Regions from separate parts of the Mus musculus genome. Here region 1 is linked to region 2. Evidence: chromatin loops called from intact Hi-C (ENCODE). Cell type or tissue: heart. All regions are shown on one strand.

Region 1 (8,000 bases), 510 kb before region 2:
GTAGTTAAATTTCTTTATATGTAAAACATCCCCACCAGCATCCAATTATCTGTTACTTTACTATGGGCACTTATTTTTTAAGGTTCTTTTCCGTTGCTTTTTGAACCATGAATTTTTCTAAGCTATTAAACAGATGCCTGTCCCCTACCATTTCAAAACATACTTCATCACGGTAGTTCAAACCTTAGAAAATTTCATCTCTCTCTCTCTCTCTCTCACATAGCTACTAATTATTACATTTTAGAGTCAATTATTGCATTTTAAAAATTAAAATGTTTATCCTAAAGCAAAAAAATGTACAACTTTTCAAATGAAGCCCATATTTATAGTGAGTGAATGCTGAATTAGCACTTAGGGCCCCTACATCACTGTATTCTTCCAAAAAGCTGAAGTAAATATGTTCACAGAAGCAAAATCCATTTCTTATTGCTCTAATTATACACAAAGTAAAATAAAGAACAATTCAGATCTACAATAACAAAATGTGGCATGTTTCCTTTTCTTGCTTGAAGGTGCAAGTAGAAAATCTTACCTTATCAATTATCTTTTGAAAATGAACTTCTACAGTACAACTCTGAATATCCTTGTGTTCATCAGAATTATGTATCAGTACCGATAGCTTTTTAGACCTTATTTTTTGTGCTCGATAGCCAAACACAAAAAGCATGGAATCAATAACATTGGATTTTCCACTGCCATTTGGTCCAATAATACAGGAAAAGCGCTGCATAAAAGTAAATTTTTAAAAATTTAAATAGTCACACTTAATACTAATTTTAAACTACTCCATAATTTAATTTGTAATAAAAATCAAAGGTATCATTAAAAGTTTTCATTAGAAGATAAACACTTTTTCTTTCTTTCTCTTTAGAAATAAAAGCAGTTTATTAAGAAAAGGAAAGCACCCTAGGAATGGAGTGGGCCAGGGAACTGAAGGAAAACACAATCTGAGTTTTCTTACATCATGTTCTTCAATAGCACAAGCTTCACCATTTAAATAAAAACCACCTTCAAATTCTAATCCCGACATTTTACAAAACTCATTAGCACAGTCAACGGGGAAAACATTCCCTTCTAACAAAAACAGATTCCATTCAATATGCAAATATTGCTAAAGATATACCAAAGACATCAGATAAAGAAAAACTCATTCCTGTTGTTGAAGTCACAGGCAACATACTGTCTGTGCGTCTATGAGCATATGTGTGTAAAGAGTCAGGACCGTTAGAACACTGAAATATCTTGTAATTAAAGATGTATTCCACGTTATCTGAGCAGGCAGTACCTTATGGAAAGGTCCCAGAACTTTCTCTCCAGCATAGGACTTGAAGTTTTGGTTTACAATATGAGTTATCATGAGACGAGGAGCTCCAGCTTCACTGGCCATGGCTGGAGGTGGGGGTGGAGGGATACTATTCAAAATCTCCTCTAAACTTCTGTTATCCAGCTCCTCACCTGGAGGCTCTAGGTTAAGGGAGAGGCAAAGAGGGGAAAGCCTACATTAGTGTAATTAGTTGAACGTCTATCATCTGCTAGTATTTAAAGAACACAATGGAGGGATGTTACTTAAAGAAACCTAGGAATTTATCTTCCATACAAACATATCCTAAACTCATGGGGATGGATAATCCTTCAGATTAGTTTTATGTAAAATAAAATTCGTGAAAGCAATCAGACCAGTCACAAAATGTGTGGTATACACATTGTACTTAGAGGAGTCAAAATACTCAATATACCATAAAGAAAACCTTGCAACAAACGGATTCCCTGATGCAGGAGATGCAACCCTAACAATCGAAAATCCAACTCTCCACATGGCTCAGCTTAAGAAACTCACAAACTTCAGTAACATGGTGACAGGAATTTCACAGTAGCTCTTAATTTCTACCCTCCGCCTGCTCTACGCTCTCAATTATACCTTCTCTTTAAAGGCAATCTAGGGGGCCCAGCAATTTTTTTCTTGTGTAGAACCCAAGTTTGGTTTTCAGCACCCACAATGGGATGCTCGAGGTTCATGCCCTCCAGGGGCACCTGCACTCATGTACATATGCCCGCGTCACCCAACACTGACACACTTTATAAAGTAAAAATTAGTATTGCGCCCCAAAAGACAATCCAACAGTAAAGGGCGAGTCACGCAACTCCACATCACATTCACTCCAGTCTAAGGGCGCAGAGGCGCTCAGCACCCATGCCGCTTTCAGCGGAAATATGAGAAAGAGGTCAGTACTACTCTAAAACACAGAAACTCACAACGCAAGTTTTCCGCTCACTCTCATATCTTCCAGAACCGTTAGAGCAAACTGCATGGAATTCCTCTGAAAACCAAAGAACGGCTTTCCGGAGCTTCCCAAATCAACCTGTCGTCGCCTGCGCCCCGCCACCCTCAGAGGGTCTCCACAGGCTTCCGACGCACGGGGATCCCGACCTGTCACTCACTTGCGGGTGCAGCGCTCTCCGCTTCGCCGGCCGGTTGCTCCATCTCTTCGTCGCTGTGGGCACCGTCCTGGGAGGGCGGCGGCCCTTCCTCCTGGTGGCAGGCAGTGGAGGGCTTGGTGCCCTTACGCCGCATGGTGGCTGCGGCAGAAGAGTCCCGAGTCAGGTCGGCCCGCAGCTCGCCGCTCAGGCCCCGCAGCAGCAGGACGGGCTCCGCCCAGGACCCACCCCGCCACCGCGTTCCCCAACGCCGCTAGCCAGTAGCGGGTCCCTAGGAAAGTGGCTACTAGGAACCCAGCAGTGGCAACCGGGCGGGACGGGTTTTCCCACGCCCCAGCTACGTGGGGAAACATAGCCGCGCCTGCCATCGCGCCCAGGACGGAGGAATTCGCTCAGGCCACCCCCGCCCCTGTGGAACCATCTCATAAGAGAAGGACGTCTGCTGACAAGTCTCCTCCCGTCGGGGCTGGGGAGTGAATGTGCTCGGAATCGGGGAGGGAGGGAGAGAGGTACAGAGTGGGAGAGAGAGAGAGAGACAAGTTCGTCCAGCTTCGGGGCTGCGTGGCTACTCTCCAGAGCAGCAGCGCCTGCCTGCCCGGGCGACTTGTCAACCCCCTCCCTTCTCCCCGCCATTTAGGTCCTGACGCCCGGACGGCCCTCGGAGAAGTCCAGGTCTCTTTTCCTCATCGCCCCAGCGGAGAGGATGGCCGAAGCCGGAGTCACCCGCCACACACTGCTGAACTGGACTCTGGCAGCGTCTGCTTGGGTTGGGTCACTTTCCGGGATAGTAGGGGGTCTAACCCTCCCGGGTCCGGGGCGGAGTCCCGATGGACGACAGTGTAAGCCATGCCAAGTGCCCAGGAGAGGCTCTGAGTGGGGCTGCAGTCCCCTTAGGAGACAGGACGGATCGGCCTGGGGGAGGGGACGCTCTGGCCGAGCCAGGCTCGCTGCCTCCCCCAGGAAGAGGCGCCGGAGCCGCCGCCCGGCCGCCGAGGGGGAGGGGTGACAGGCACGGGAGCTCGCCGAGCCGCCTCCGCCGCTCCAGCTCCAGGCCTTGGGGTTGCGGGCGCCCGCGGGGCAGGGAGGAGAAAGTGTGACAACCTGATCTAGAAGAGAAGGACTTCACCTGTCGGCGGGTCCACTCCGAGCCGGGCTGAAATGGTGGCACGGCCGACCCCCCGCCTCGCTCCTCCCGGTGTCTCGGCTCCGGGTCCTTCACTCGAAAATGGCGCCTAAAATCCAAACTCGAACGGAAATTCGTTACAAACGCGCGCAAGGGTTTCTGGGACCCGCGAATTTGAAAAAAAGTGCGGCGAGTCCCACCGCCATCTTCGGGCCGTTCGGGCGCATGCGCGGGCTCTACCCCAGGGACCGTGGCGCCGAGGGCCAAGTTACGACTGGGAAGGGAGAGCAAGCAGGGCTACGTCCTTTCTGTGGACTTTAACAGAAATGAGAGTTTCGCACTTCTAGAACGACAGCATTTGAAAAACTGGAGGAATTTGAAAAAGAAGGAAAAAAAACAAAACAAAACAAGCAGGGTCCCGCCTACAATTGTAGGCGGGTCCAAGTTGCCCAATAACACCTTCCAGGGAGAGGGCGGGCTCGGTTAGGGGCGGGGTCAAGAGCCCGCTCGGGTGACTGGCACCTAGCAAGTATCGCGGGAACATGGCAGGGGGAAACGCTCGCAGCGCTTAGAAATCACTATGGTGACGGAAAGGTCGGGAGGCTATTTGGTAACTAGTTCGAGCTCTGAGAGCAGTCGCCACCGCTTTCCTGGAACTTGAGGTAAATTTCTTCATCTCCAGAGCCTTTGAAGAAAGGGCTTGGAAGCGGTAGCGGTCATTAAGACCTAGCTTCTCTTGGTTAGATGGGATGAGCTTTGCGGGAGCATCAGTTATTTTCCATCTTCTTCCAGCCACCAGGGTGTTGATCTTGGGATGTGGAGTTTACAGGTAAAGCGAGGAAACCGGGATTATTGAGTTAACCTTGTAGTCCATTTATGAATAACAATGATTTTTGAACTATTTTGTGTAAGTGACACTACTGAAAGGTGTTGAGTTTAAATAACCATTTGGCCAGCAGGGCTCCTAGTGGGAGAAAGGATTCGCTGGTGATAACTAGTTACCGTTATGGGGGAATTAGTTCATAAGTAGCATTTGTCTTTGTTACACAGTGAAAGGAATAGCAAGGGTTGTTAAATGGATGCGGCAATTCCTAATCCCGAGCGGTTTAGTTTCCTTAATGGGCTTTTAACCTGAGTTTGAGGATAATGATGGTTGGGACAGAGTTTCTGACTCTCCGAAAATTGTATACCAAGTTTTGTGTGTTTTGGCATTGTTTTCCTGAATGTTTAGTGACCCTATAATTTTGAAAAACGGTCTGTATCACTCATCCTCCCCAATGTTAAAGAACCGCTGATTAATTTCGCTGCCCCCAGTAAGTATTTATACAGCAACTTTTAAATTGAGAGCTGTTAGCCTTTCTCTTTTTTTTTCCTCAACCTATTTAGGGTTTGGCATTTTAGAGCACCAATAAACCTTTTTTTTTTAAAAAAAAAGATTTATTTATTATTATAATCTAAGTATACTATAGCTGTCTTCAGGTGCACCAGAAAAGGGTGTCAGATCTCATTACAGATGGTTGTGAGCTACCATGTGGTTGCTGGGATTTGAACTCAGGACCTTCAGAGAAGAGCAGTCAGTGCTCTTAACCACTACTGAGCCATCTCTCCAGCCCACCAACCTTTAATGAATGAATTTACATTGTTCTAAAATATATTATGGCTTTGAGATGCCTAACACTTAGATTCAGTGATTCTCAGGAAGTGCTGGAGAGGACTACAAGTGTGGGAGTCTGGAGGAGTTTGGAGATTGGTGTGGTTTGAATAAACGTTTGCTAATATAATAATGTACCTTTATATTTCTAGTTGAAAATAAATTGTCTTCATAAAATAAATGTCACCATGAAGCTCAATGAATATTTTTTGGGGGGGGTATGGAGGACTAGTAGGAGTACCAAGAGGATAAAGGGATTCTTTTTAGGGGCTTCTGGAGTATTTTGTATTTTCAGAGGTTCTAAAATACAACAAAGCTGAGCGGAAGAGATACCTGCTATGAAAGAAGTAGACTGGGCCAGGGGAGATGTGTGGTGTTAGAAGCACTTACTGCTCTTGCAGAGGACCCAGGTTCTGTTCCTAGCACCAACATGGCTCTCAGAACCGTCTGTAACTCCAGTTCCAGGGATTCGGTGCCCTCTTCTGGCCTGGAGAGAGACATGCATGTGAACCACATCATGCAGAGAAGACACTCATACATGTAAAGTAAATGTAAGAAAAAGGTAGAATAGACCATATGGGAAGGTGTATATGCTAGTCAGAGCAGAACTTACTAGAAAGCTATAAGTAGGAAGCAGGAAGGCTGGAGAGACGGCTCAGCAGTGAGGACCACTGCTGCTCTCGCAGACCTGGATTTGGTCCCCAGCACCTATACTGAGAGTTTATACCTGCCTGTAACTCCAGTCCAGGGGACCTGACGCCCTTTTCTGCACAATGGTGGTGCTCGGCACACACATACGTGCATGCAGTATACACATTAAAAGTTAGAAAACAACCCTAAATCCTATTATTTCTTTGGATGTAGAATTGGGCAGTTTACTCATCAAGTGTCTCTGGGAATGTTAAAAATCAACAGATAATGTCTATCTCAGAGCAGTGTTTGTTCATCTAGTATACATAAGTATTTGATATTACTATGTGATGGCATTTGAGGAAGAGTAATTTAGGAAGGATCTTGAAAGGCAAATTAAGAATATAGCTACAGGCTGGGTGTAGCTTGGGAGATGAGGCAGGAAGTTTGCCATGCATTTAGAATACCTGGGCTATGTGTTGAGTTGGAGCCAGTGCTATAGAGTGAGAGTGTTTTTTAAAAAAAAAAAAAGGAAGACTTCTTAACAACTGAAATGGGTTATGTTGTTACAGGGAAAAGAAATCAGTCATAGGTTTAGATAGATCGATATTAAACACTCTTTCCTGAGTAGGGAAGAGTGCCTAGGCAAGAGAAAGGAAAGATTCACGGTTCTTTTGGACAGACTACTGCTGTTACAGGTTTTGGTGGTTAAGAGTATAAACCCTTAAAGACAGTCAAGTGCCGTTCTTTATGGATCTCTGAGTTAGTGAAAAGGCAACAGGTAAAACAAGCAGTAGTGCTGGCCACTGAGTCGGATGCTGGTATCAGTATGGAAAGTCTTAACTAACGTGGAAAGGAGTGGTCTTCAGTAAATCACTTAACGACAGCCTCAAATTTAAATGAACTTAACCATGCCCTGTCAGAACAAACATCTCCCTCCCTCTCTCCTTCCCTCTCTTCCTTGAAACAGGGTCTCATTATAGCTCAGACTAGCCTTGAATTTCCTATGTAGCCAAGGCTAGCTTTGAATTTCTATTTATCTGGACTTCGAGGCAAGCATCATCATGCCTGGCAGCACAGACATTTTTATAACAGCTATAAACTAAGTTGCGTAATGAAGAAGAGATATAACCGAGAGCTATAGAGTAGACGTAAGTCGGAATGTGAACATGATGAAATAGGCATTTAGGGATTAGGGATGTAGGCTTGGTTGGTAAAGTGCTTAAAGAGGCCCTGGATTTGATTCTCAGCTCTGCATAAAACCTATCATGGACAGTATACTCCTGTATTGCCAGCACTCAGGTGGACAAGGCAGGAGTAGAATAAATTCATGATTATTTTTCACAGCTAGTTTAAGGTTAGTCTGGACTATTAAGCTTCTGTCTCAGAGAAACAAAACAAATCTGTGTGTGTTGGTCCAGGCCTTCTAGCACCTGGGGGGCAGAAGCAGGTGCATCTCTGTGAGTTCAAGGCCAGTCTGGTTTATTATATTACTGAGTGTGATTAAAAATGTCAAACAGTATTGGGGGAGGGCATAGTGCAGTTGCAAGCGCCTGCTTTGTACCCAAAAAAGGTGAGGAAATAATTATCACTTCTCGTTGAGTTCTTCCTGTTATCCATCACTTATATATCTTCTTATATATCTTCCCAGAGAAGTGTTTTAGTACCCGCCAGCTTAAATCTATAACATCTTTTTCATTTGCACACAGGGATTGAATTGTATTTTACAAAAGTTTTGTAGTATGTGTACACGGTATGTGTATAGGCATGCTAAGGCACACATGTGGAGATCAGAGAACAACTTCGTGGAGCCCATTCCCTTCTTCCAGAGCCTTTAGGTGGGTTCTGGGGATTGAACTCCGGTCATCATGCTTGTGTGACAGGTTCATTTACCTGATGAGCCATCTTGCTGACCCTAAGTTTTATAATATTGCTATACATCTTGCTTTTCTTTTGAATATTATAGTTATCTTTCTATATCAATAGATAGCCCATTTGAAAAATAATTAATGTAGCATTGTATTTCGTTGGTGCAATATGATTCTTCAGTTTTGGTTGAATTAAAGATCACTGGTATCTGGGTGGTTGGGGTGTGTACATGCTTGTATGTGTGTGTGTGTGTGTGTGTGTGTGTGTGTACGTGTGTGTGCAGGTGCTGAT
Region 2 (8,000 bases):
CAGTAAGTAAACCTAAAAGGATTATTTTAAACAATTCCCAAATCCAAACCAAAACAGAGGTAAGATCCCTGAACTTTCAGCTAGATGTCCCGTCTCTGGGTTTTCCAAACAGAATCTCTCTGTGTAGCTTTGGCTGTCCTGGAACTCACTCTACTATCAGGCTAGCCTCGAACTCACAGAGATCTACCTGCCTCTGCCTCCCGAGTGATGGGTTTAAAGGCTTGCACCAGCTCACCCAAAATAGTGGGGACTCATAAACAAAACTATGCTATCTCGCTAAGAAAACCAAGCAAAAGTGGGGGCAGGATGAAGGGCGCTCTCACTCCGCTTTAAGAAGGGGGGCCAGGAATAACCTCTCAGAGCTGGTGAGAGCTGAACAGTCTGGAAGAATCAGGGAAATAAACCAATAGAGCAACTGAAGATGTAACAGCAAGGACAAATCCCTGAAGTGGTTCTTGGATTATACAGTAAAGAGAACTTAGCCCCTTTGTTGCATTTTACAGCCTCCTGCTGCTGATGCACCCAGCCCTGTTCATGTGTTGACTGACATACATCGTTCTAAAGAGAAGCACAATGCCAGTGGACTAGACTGCCTCCTTCAAAGGTAGGCCTTCTACGCCAAGCCAATTATTTGCTATTCTCCAGTTCCTGCCCAGATGGTTGCTTACTCCAGGCAACGATAAACAGAATTTAAATGCTGTTTTCAAAACTTTTATAACAGAAACCCAGAGTAACAAACTTTAGATGACCATACAGTGCATACACAAACCCGAAAGTCATAGAAATCACCAGGCTTTGTGTGACTGTGTCTGTATGTACTGCAAGGTTTTTAAGCATTAAGGTGACTTCATGGATATCTTAGTTTGAAAACACCATCCTAAGCAAACATGTAGTAATAACTTTATTCAAACACAAACCAAAGCCGGCCTCCTGTGAGATAGCTCAGCACGTTAAAGCACCGCCAAACCTCATGACCAGTGCTTAATTCTCACGGCCCACAAGAAGAGACTCCCAAAGGCTTTTCTCTGACCTCCGCATGTAAATCATGGTACATACATGTGCCTTACCGCAACATGTGTGTGTGTTCTTTAAACTTCTTTAAAAATTAAAAAAAAAAAAAGTGCAATGACTTCTAAAAACATCAAGAGCACACATCTTTAGAAGAGCAGGGAGCCTGAGAATCTGGGAACAAGGAGGAAGAAACTCCAAATTGTTGTGGAAGGAAGGAAGGAAGGAAGGAAGGAAGGAAGGAAGGAAGGAAGGAGTACCTTAGGTTTTAACAACTGCCTACCATATCAAGAGGATGTGTGAGCACTGGGTTGAGAAGGGTTCTGTCCCCGCAAGCCTTTAAATGTCAAGTTCCCAGAGGGCAGACCGTTTACCCTATCTCACCTTACCAGACTCTTAGCCCAGTTACAGCTATGTAACTGCTGATCTTCAATCATTGCTCAAATCCTGGGAGTTTAACTGGGAGAGGATGTTTCGTATCGCAAGGGACAAGAAATAACATTGGCTTAATGGAAAGACTCCACGTCTGTGGGTGGCATGGCAAACTTATAAACAGCTGGGATTAAAACGAGTGTGTTAATTTAATAGGTCATCTCTCAAGGGACACTAACCAATGGGCTCTGTCAACCAAGGGCGCTGACAGACACTGTGCCAATTTCTCTGTGAAACTCTGTTACCACCCCCCCTCACCCCCCAAGTCAGAAGTGCATGCACCCAATTTCCAGGAACCTGGGAGACTCAGAGTAGCCAAATTACACCTGCGAGGCAAGCATTTTCCTACACTGTCACACAGCTGTCACACACAGAAAGCAGCTCATTTAAACTGTGCCCTTCAGCCCTATTTAGGGATATCACTAATGATTTCAAATTACAACTGTTGCTTTATCTTAAACAGTGATAAAAGGGAGAGCTACGTTCATGGTGCTTTTCTTTTAAAGTCATTTATCTGCTCTCCTCTCTGGGGCAAAAAAAAAAAAAAAAAAAAAAAAAAAAAAATGTTGAGACAAGTACAAACCTGCCTGAGCTTATTATAGATGCAGCCCTCCTTCTCTCCCTCCTTCCGCTCCACGCCAGCACCCCTCCCTGTCTGGCTTTTCCAGAATTGAGGCAGTAGCCTCCGGTAAGGAACTATAAGTGGTTCTTTTATCAAAACAAGAAGGGATTCGCCGACAGGGAGTGAGTCAGGCAGAGGCAGCAACCCCCTCCCTCATCCTGGCAGTTCAATTCACCCAGTTCCTCCAGGTCAGCAATCGCTCAGGTTTCATGGAAGAAAAGTCAGAGGAGGGCCTTTAATCCATCCAAATCCAGGAGCCGGGATGGAACACACCCGCTTGTCAGATCTGAGGTGTGGGCAGGCGACTGAGTTCATGTGCACAGGCACTGCCTGGCTCAGGGGGAGATGTGAGGGGAGACGCTGGAAGACCCACGAGGATGGACAAAGCCACAACTATTATAGTGTGAAAAAGCCCCCGCAGGCACTGACTTCGGTCAGGAAATCTCCCTAGATTTATTTTCAGGCAAGTGACTCACAACCTAGTCTCCATAAGTAATTCCATCAAAATGAGTCGCGGGTTCCTCTAGCCCGACTTTCTGCTGCCCTCTGGCTGCCCCTCCCTTCTCTCCGCCCATCCTGTAAACCCAGACAGCTCCCAGACAGAGCAAGCGTACCCCAGGGGAGCAGGAGGCAGGCTCTCCGGCCCAGCCCCCACCCTCGGGAAAGGATGAATGGGGCCACCCCCGGCGAGAGCGCGGAGAAGGGGCGTGTGGGCTGCGCGCGAGGTGTGTACGCGGGTGTGCGCGCGTGGGCACGCACCCGGGCCAACTTACAGAGGTGGAGTTGGTCCTCGCCTGACCCTGGTTTCGCACCTCCTGCTCCCGGAACTGCAGCCCGGCCAGATGCTTTTCCAATGCCTCCCAGTCCATTGGGGGCGCAGGGGGTTCTTCCGGGACCCGCGTCCCGCCGTCCGGTGGCTGAAGGCAGAGGCCCCCAGATGCCCGGTTTCGGCCTCCGCGCCGGCTCCCTGGAGGCTGGGTCTTCTGGATGGGTCGCCGGGGAACCCGAGAGGCGTTCGGCCGGCCAGCTACCACCACGTTGCCATTGTGCCTGAGGTCTTGAGGGTCGTGCGGATGGAGGTTGCCGTTAGGCATCGGGGACGGCATGGTGGTGGCGGCGCTCCTGCTCCCGCTGCCGCTGCTGCCGATCCTGGCGCTCACGTCCCCCGGCTCCCGGGCCGGACAGCCGTCATCCCGATACCCTCGATCGTCCTCCTCTTCCTCCTCCTCCCCGTCCTCCTCCGGAGCCCACTCATCAATCACCTTCTTCTGGTAGACCGGGAAGGGCTCTTCATAGTCTTCCAGAGCAGACACCAAGTCCAAGCTACCCCCCGGCGACGATGAGGATTTGCACTCGGAGCAAGGGGTCACTTTGGTGGAGTTGGATTGTGAGCTGGCGCGGCTGCTGCTGCTGCTGCCGGCGTCACTGCCTAGATCCATCCCATCCTCTCGGTAATCCTGGGGAGGGGGGAGGCAGAAAGAGTGAGTGGCCGGGTAGAGCCCACTGTTCCGGCCGCCCGCTGCCCACCCGGACCTCCCCGCGCGCGGCGCCGGCCAGCCGTGAGGTGCGATCGCCCTAAGAGGCCTTGGGGCGGGAGCCAACAGCAGCCTGAGCTGCCTCCAACCCTCCCCGCACAAGTTGACTTCCTCCGGTTAACTAACCCGCAAATTAGCAAAGGGGTGCGCAGCCTCGGGCGCGCACTTTTCACCCTCATAGCCCAGGGGCGCGCACGGACTTTGTGTGAAGCATTTTACGCCAGGCGCCTCCTAGCACTCCACCCCAAGGATTCTCCCAAACACTTTCCCACTGAATTCTGATTCCCTGGGGGCGGGACCCAAGAGGGAGGCAGAATCTGATTTCGCACCTCGCGGGGGCACTGGGACCACCCCCAACCTGGCCCCGCCCCGCTCCGCCCCGCCCCCTCCCGGCGGCCGCTGGGAGCCCCGCGCCGGGCGAGCTCAGCTTTACTTTCTAAGGAACCGCAGTTGTCGCAGGGCACATCCCGCCTGCGTGCCTCCTCGGCCAGCCCCTCTCGGGAAGGATGGGCACGGGGGCGCTGTCGGCCCACGCCTCAGCAGGATGGCACCTCTCAGCGCTTGGTTCCGTCAAAGGTGTGCGGGGCCCGGGCGCGCAGCGACTGTCACTGCAGGCGCCGCCGCCCTGGGGAAGGGAAGACGCGCCCTCCCGGCGGCGGCGGCGGCGGCGGCGGCAGACCGGGTCCCGCCACGGAGCATGCCCAGAGGCTGCGGGGTGCGGCGCAGTCCGCTCGCCCGGTTTTCCCCGCCGGAGGCTGGAGCTAGAAGCGGGCTGGGAGAGCGCAGCGAGGCGAGGCGAGGCGGGGGAGGGAGGGTAGCGGCGCTAGGTTTACAGACCTCGCTGTGTGGGAGGACCGCGCCCTGGGGAGGGGGTTGTGTGCTGAACGCACCTCAAGGCCTCTTGGCTGGGCTCTTTATCCAAGCAAAGCCTCCTGGAGGCCCGCACGGACCCGATGCCTCCCAGTCCACGCGGAAGTCCCCAAGTGACCCTGAGAAGGACCTCCTGTCATCCTCACAGGCAAATACACATGCCGAGTAGGAGCTCAAGTGACCAGTGGTCAGGCCCTGTCATTTCCTTTCCACCTTCCCCCTGGCCGCTTCCTCTCCCTTCACCGCGCCCTGGTATCCACTTCCAAGTTCAGGCAGTGGGTGGAACCTGTTGCTTTTGCTCACGTTTCCTTCCCCTTCCCAGAGGCACTGAGGATGACCTCAGCGAGGTGTGTGTATGGCTAAGAAAGGGAGTGTGAGCTGAGCGAGGACTGTTAATCTAAAGTGGAGGTCAGAAAGGGGTGGAGATCTATCCTGAAGGTGGGGCCAGACATCCCTTCCAAGAGAACACATACAGAAGATTGTAAAGGAGAGAGAAAGGCGGTCCTGAGTGGTGGTGCCCCTAGTACCTTGGCTGGCTTTGCTTACTGGTTTTTTCTTTCAGGAAATTGAATCCAAAAACCTATGGGAAACATTCCAAGACCATACACGGGCTACCTGAACTGGCCAGACCTTCTTTTTAGGAAGAAGGTTCGATGCGATGTGAAACTATTTGCTTGGATAGTGTAGACGGGCTACAGAATACCTTTTAAGGACTAAAAATTTCCTCTGAACAGTCTTGCCCTGTAAGATGTTAGCTAGGAAATGCCTCCTCTGCGGTGAGAATAGAAGAGTGCTTAACTCTACATTGAAATGGAGAGTTTCCTTGGACTACCAGATTTAGGCCTGTAACTGATTTATTCCAGCGAGACTAGTCTGGACCAGACCCCAAGCCTTGCTTGGCACCTTCCAAAAGGAGGGGCAGAGGCATGCTTGGGATTCCTGGGTAGGGAGTGGCTGCCACCCGGCCTTCAGCCATTGTGGCTCTTGTGGGGGCCTTGGTGCAGAGACCCTTTGTCTCAGTGATTTCCTCTTAGGTAAGCTCCTGGTCAGGAAATGTAATCAAACTTTTTTTTTTAACTTGTCTGGAAGCAGCAATCCTGTGAATAACAGGAAAAGAGGCCTCTAGTCTGTCCAGCGCTTCAGTCGAAAGGGACTGGTTAGGACTTAAAATACAGTTCACGTGAACATCTGTAAACAGCCTGCTTAGTGCTCCAAATTTGTTTTGATCTGAGTTGCAGTGGAGTGAGTGCTGGCTGCCTCTGAGGGGTATGGATGTGGTCCTGTGTTCTGTGTCATAGATGGGAAGTATTATTGCTTAGAAGATCACCATGAGATATCACAAAGCTTAGGTCAAAAACAGCCACCTAGAGGGCTGGAGAGATGACTTAGCAAGTAAAGTGCCTTCTGTAAAAGCCAGGATCTGGGTGCTCCCTGTAGCCCTAACATGCTGGGGTTGGGCATGGAGACAGGCAGATCCCTGATAGTGGGAGTCAGGTTACCCCAAACTGCAAGCCCTAGGTTCAGAGAGAGAGAGAGAGACCCTGTCTCAAGAAAAAGAATTTCAAAATAAGCTGAAGTAATAAGGCGATGTCAAACTCTGGCCTCACACATTCCTACATGGGCAGGTGTACCTGAATGTGCATATATACACACATGCATACACACATATACACACATATACACACATGCATACAGAACACACACACATACACAGAGCTACGTACTCTGTAGCAGATGCAGGTAGACAAATATTGATCAATTGAGCCTTATGGTGACAGCCCAGCTTTTAAGCACCAGGACCTCCCGAGCCACCCACCCCCACACACCGCTGCCAAGCTCTCACGCCTCAGGAGCTCTGATGGAAGTGATCAGGAAATGTAAAATGAAACCTAAACGAAACATTTGGCAAGGTAAATGGCACTGCCAGAAATGCGTGGCATTTCAAAACTGGCTGTAAACATCTTGGAATTGATCTCTACTTTCACATTATTTTCTGACCAGATAATCTGGATCAGATGGGAAGTACCAAGTCTCCCTTTTCTCCACTCTCCATGGGAAGTGCTTGGCCAGCCCAGTTACCATTCTGTTTCCAGGCTTCCAACCCCTGCCAAGAACGCTCCCACTTTGGAACAGGAAGGCCCACCAACTTTAAGGTGGCAATAGTGAGCAGCTAGGTCCAGCAGGGTGGAGAAATGATTTGCAACGTGTTCGGAAAGTCCCGTCTTCTTCCTCTTTGAGGAAGATTCCCTCAAGTTAGTTTGCTGCTTTTTTTCCTCTTAGATCTATGCCCTAAAACCTCCACGAATCAGAAATCAGAAATGTGGGACAAGAGAAGAGGCCTACTTACAGAACCTTTCCTGTCAATCCAGTGTTGTCATTTCTACCTAGATTAAGAGTCCCTTTTGACCACCCACTGACCTCACACCAAGTACTGCACTCTGAAGTAGTCCTGACCATTCATTGTATGCAGCCAAGCGTAGCCTTCCTGGGAGTGCAGCTCTCTCTCCCTGACCATAGAAACTCCACAAGGGTCTCCTCTAAAGGGTCTGCTTCCCATCACCACCTGCAGCTTCTACAACTGACTTTTTTTTTTTTAAATGGTAATATAGCCGTCTTTCCTGAGGCTATGCCAGTGTCTGGCAAACACAGAAGTGGGAGCTCACAGTCAGCTATTGGATGGAACACAGGGTCCCCAATGGAGGACCTAGAGAAAGTACCTAAGGAGCTGAAGGGGGCTGCAACCCTATAGGTGGAACAACAATACGAACTAACCAGTACCCCCAGAGCTCATGTGTCTATCTGCATATGTAGCAGAAGATGGCCTAGTCAGCCATCATTGGGAAGAGAGGCCCCTTGGTCTTGCAAACTTTATATGCCCCAGTACAGGGGAACACCAGGGCCAAGAATTGGGAGTGAGTGGGTAGGGGAGCAGGGTGGGGGGAGGGTATAGGGGACTTTCGAGATAGCATTTGAAATGTAAATGAAAAAACTACCTAATAAAAAATTGGAAAAAGTTAAAAACAAATGGTAAGTCTCAGCTAGCACAACTTTCTCCTAGAAAGTTTGGATTCTTCCTGTTCCCCTGGGTCAGAGGACATTTCTCTGAGTCCATGGCTTCCACTGCAGTGTGATGTGCACTCTCAGTATTGCTGTTTAATCGGCTTCTCTACTAGCCTCATAGTAAGAATTACATTTTATATTAGAACTCAGGTCACACATCTGTATCAAAACAAATGTAAGTTTCATGAAACCCTTATTTTGTGAGTATCCTAGTCTAGGGTGCTAGAGGTGTGGTTCAGGGGTCAGAAGGATGAACTAGCATACCAGAGGCCCTGAGTTTGATCCCCCAATCACTTTGAAACAGGGTTTTGACACAGGCTTAGGCAATCCAGAGTAGGAAGCCTCAGTTTCAGGCCTTCATGCGTATCCTTGGCCTCAACCAAAGGTTCCAAATTTTAGACCTAGTCTCAAAATTCTTGTTCTAACTTATATAAAACAAGGCATAACTGTATCTTTATACCTTGCTATGGTGA

What was found. Peaks named below come from ENCODE experiments on the same cell type or tissue, not always from the same donor. Only the 100,000 strongest peaks of a DNase experiment are listed, where the experiment ranks them.
Region 1: it touches region 2 in a loop (2.5-fold over the local background); 2 of 42 quality-filtered maps call a loop at or near these places.

Annotation. Positions count from the first base shown.
Region 1 is chr3:69,000,653-69,008,652 of GRCm38, reverse strand. It overlaps Ift80 (intraflagellar transport 80), which reads left to right and starts at 4,083. Exons shown (of 20, transcript NM_026641.2): 1 at 4,083-4,221. Smc4 (structural maintenance of chromosomes 4) reads right to left here and starts at 3,915. Exons shown (of 24, transcript NM_133786.4): 1 at 3,563-3,915; 2 at 2,440-2,577; 3 at 1,286-1,464; 4 at 533-724. The coding sequence starts at 2,572. In heart, CTCF peaks have their summits at 2,553 and 4,383; DNase peaks (open chromatin) are centred at 2,672, 3,182, 3,742, 4,072 and 1 weaker place; H3K4me3 peaks cover 4,366 bases; H3K27ac peaks cover 3,648 bases.
Region 2 is chr3:68,490,093-68,498,092 of GRCm38, reverse strand. It overlaps Iqschfp (Iqcj and Schip1 fusion protein), which reads right to left. Exons shown (of 11, transcript NM_001113419.2): 5 at 2,836-3,519. Schip1 (schwannomin interacting protein 1) reads right to left here. Exons shown (of 8, transcript NM_001113421.1): 2 at 2,836-3,519. Among named protein-coding and RNA genes, the nearest start is that of Gm22073, 54 kb to the left of the region's middle. In heart, CTCF peaks have their summits at 2,615, 3,810 and 4,019 (motif pointing left); DNase peaks (open chromatin) are centred at 2,842, 3,942, 4,742, 5,402 and 2 weaker places; H3K4me3 peaks cover 4,699 bases; H3K27ac peaks cover 5,301 bases.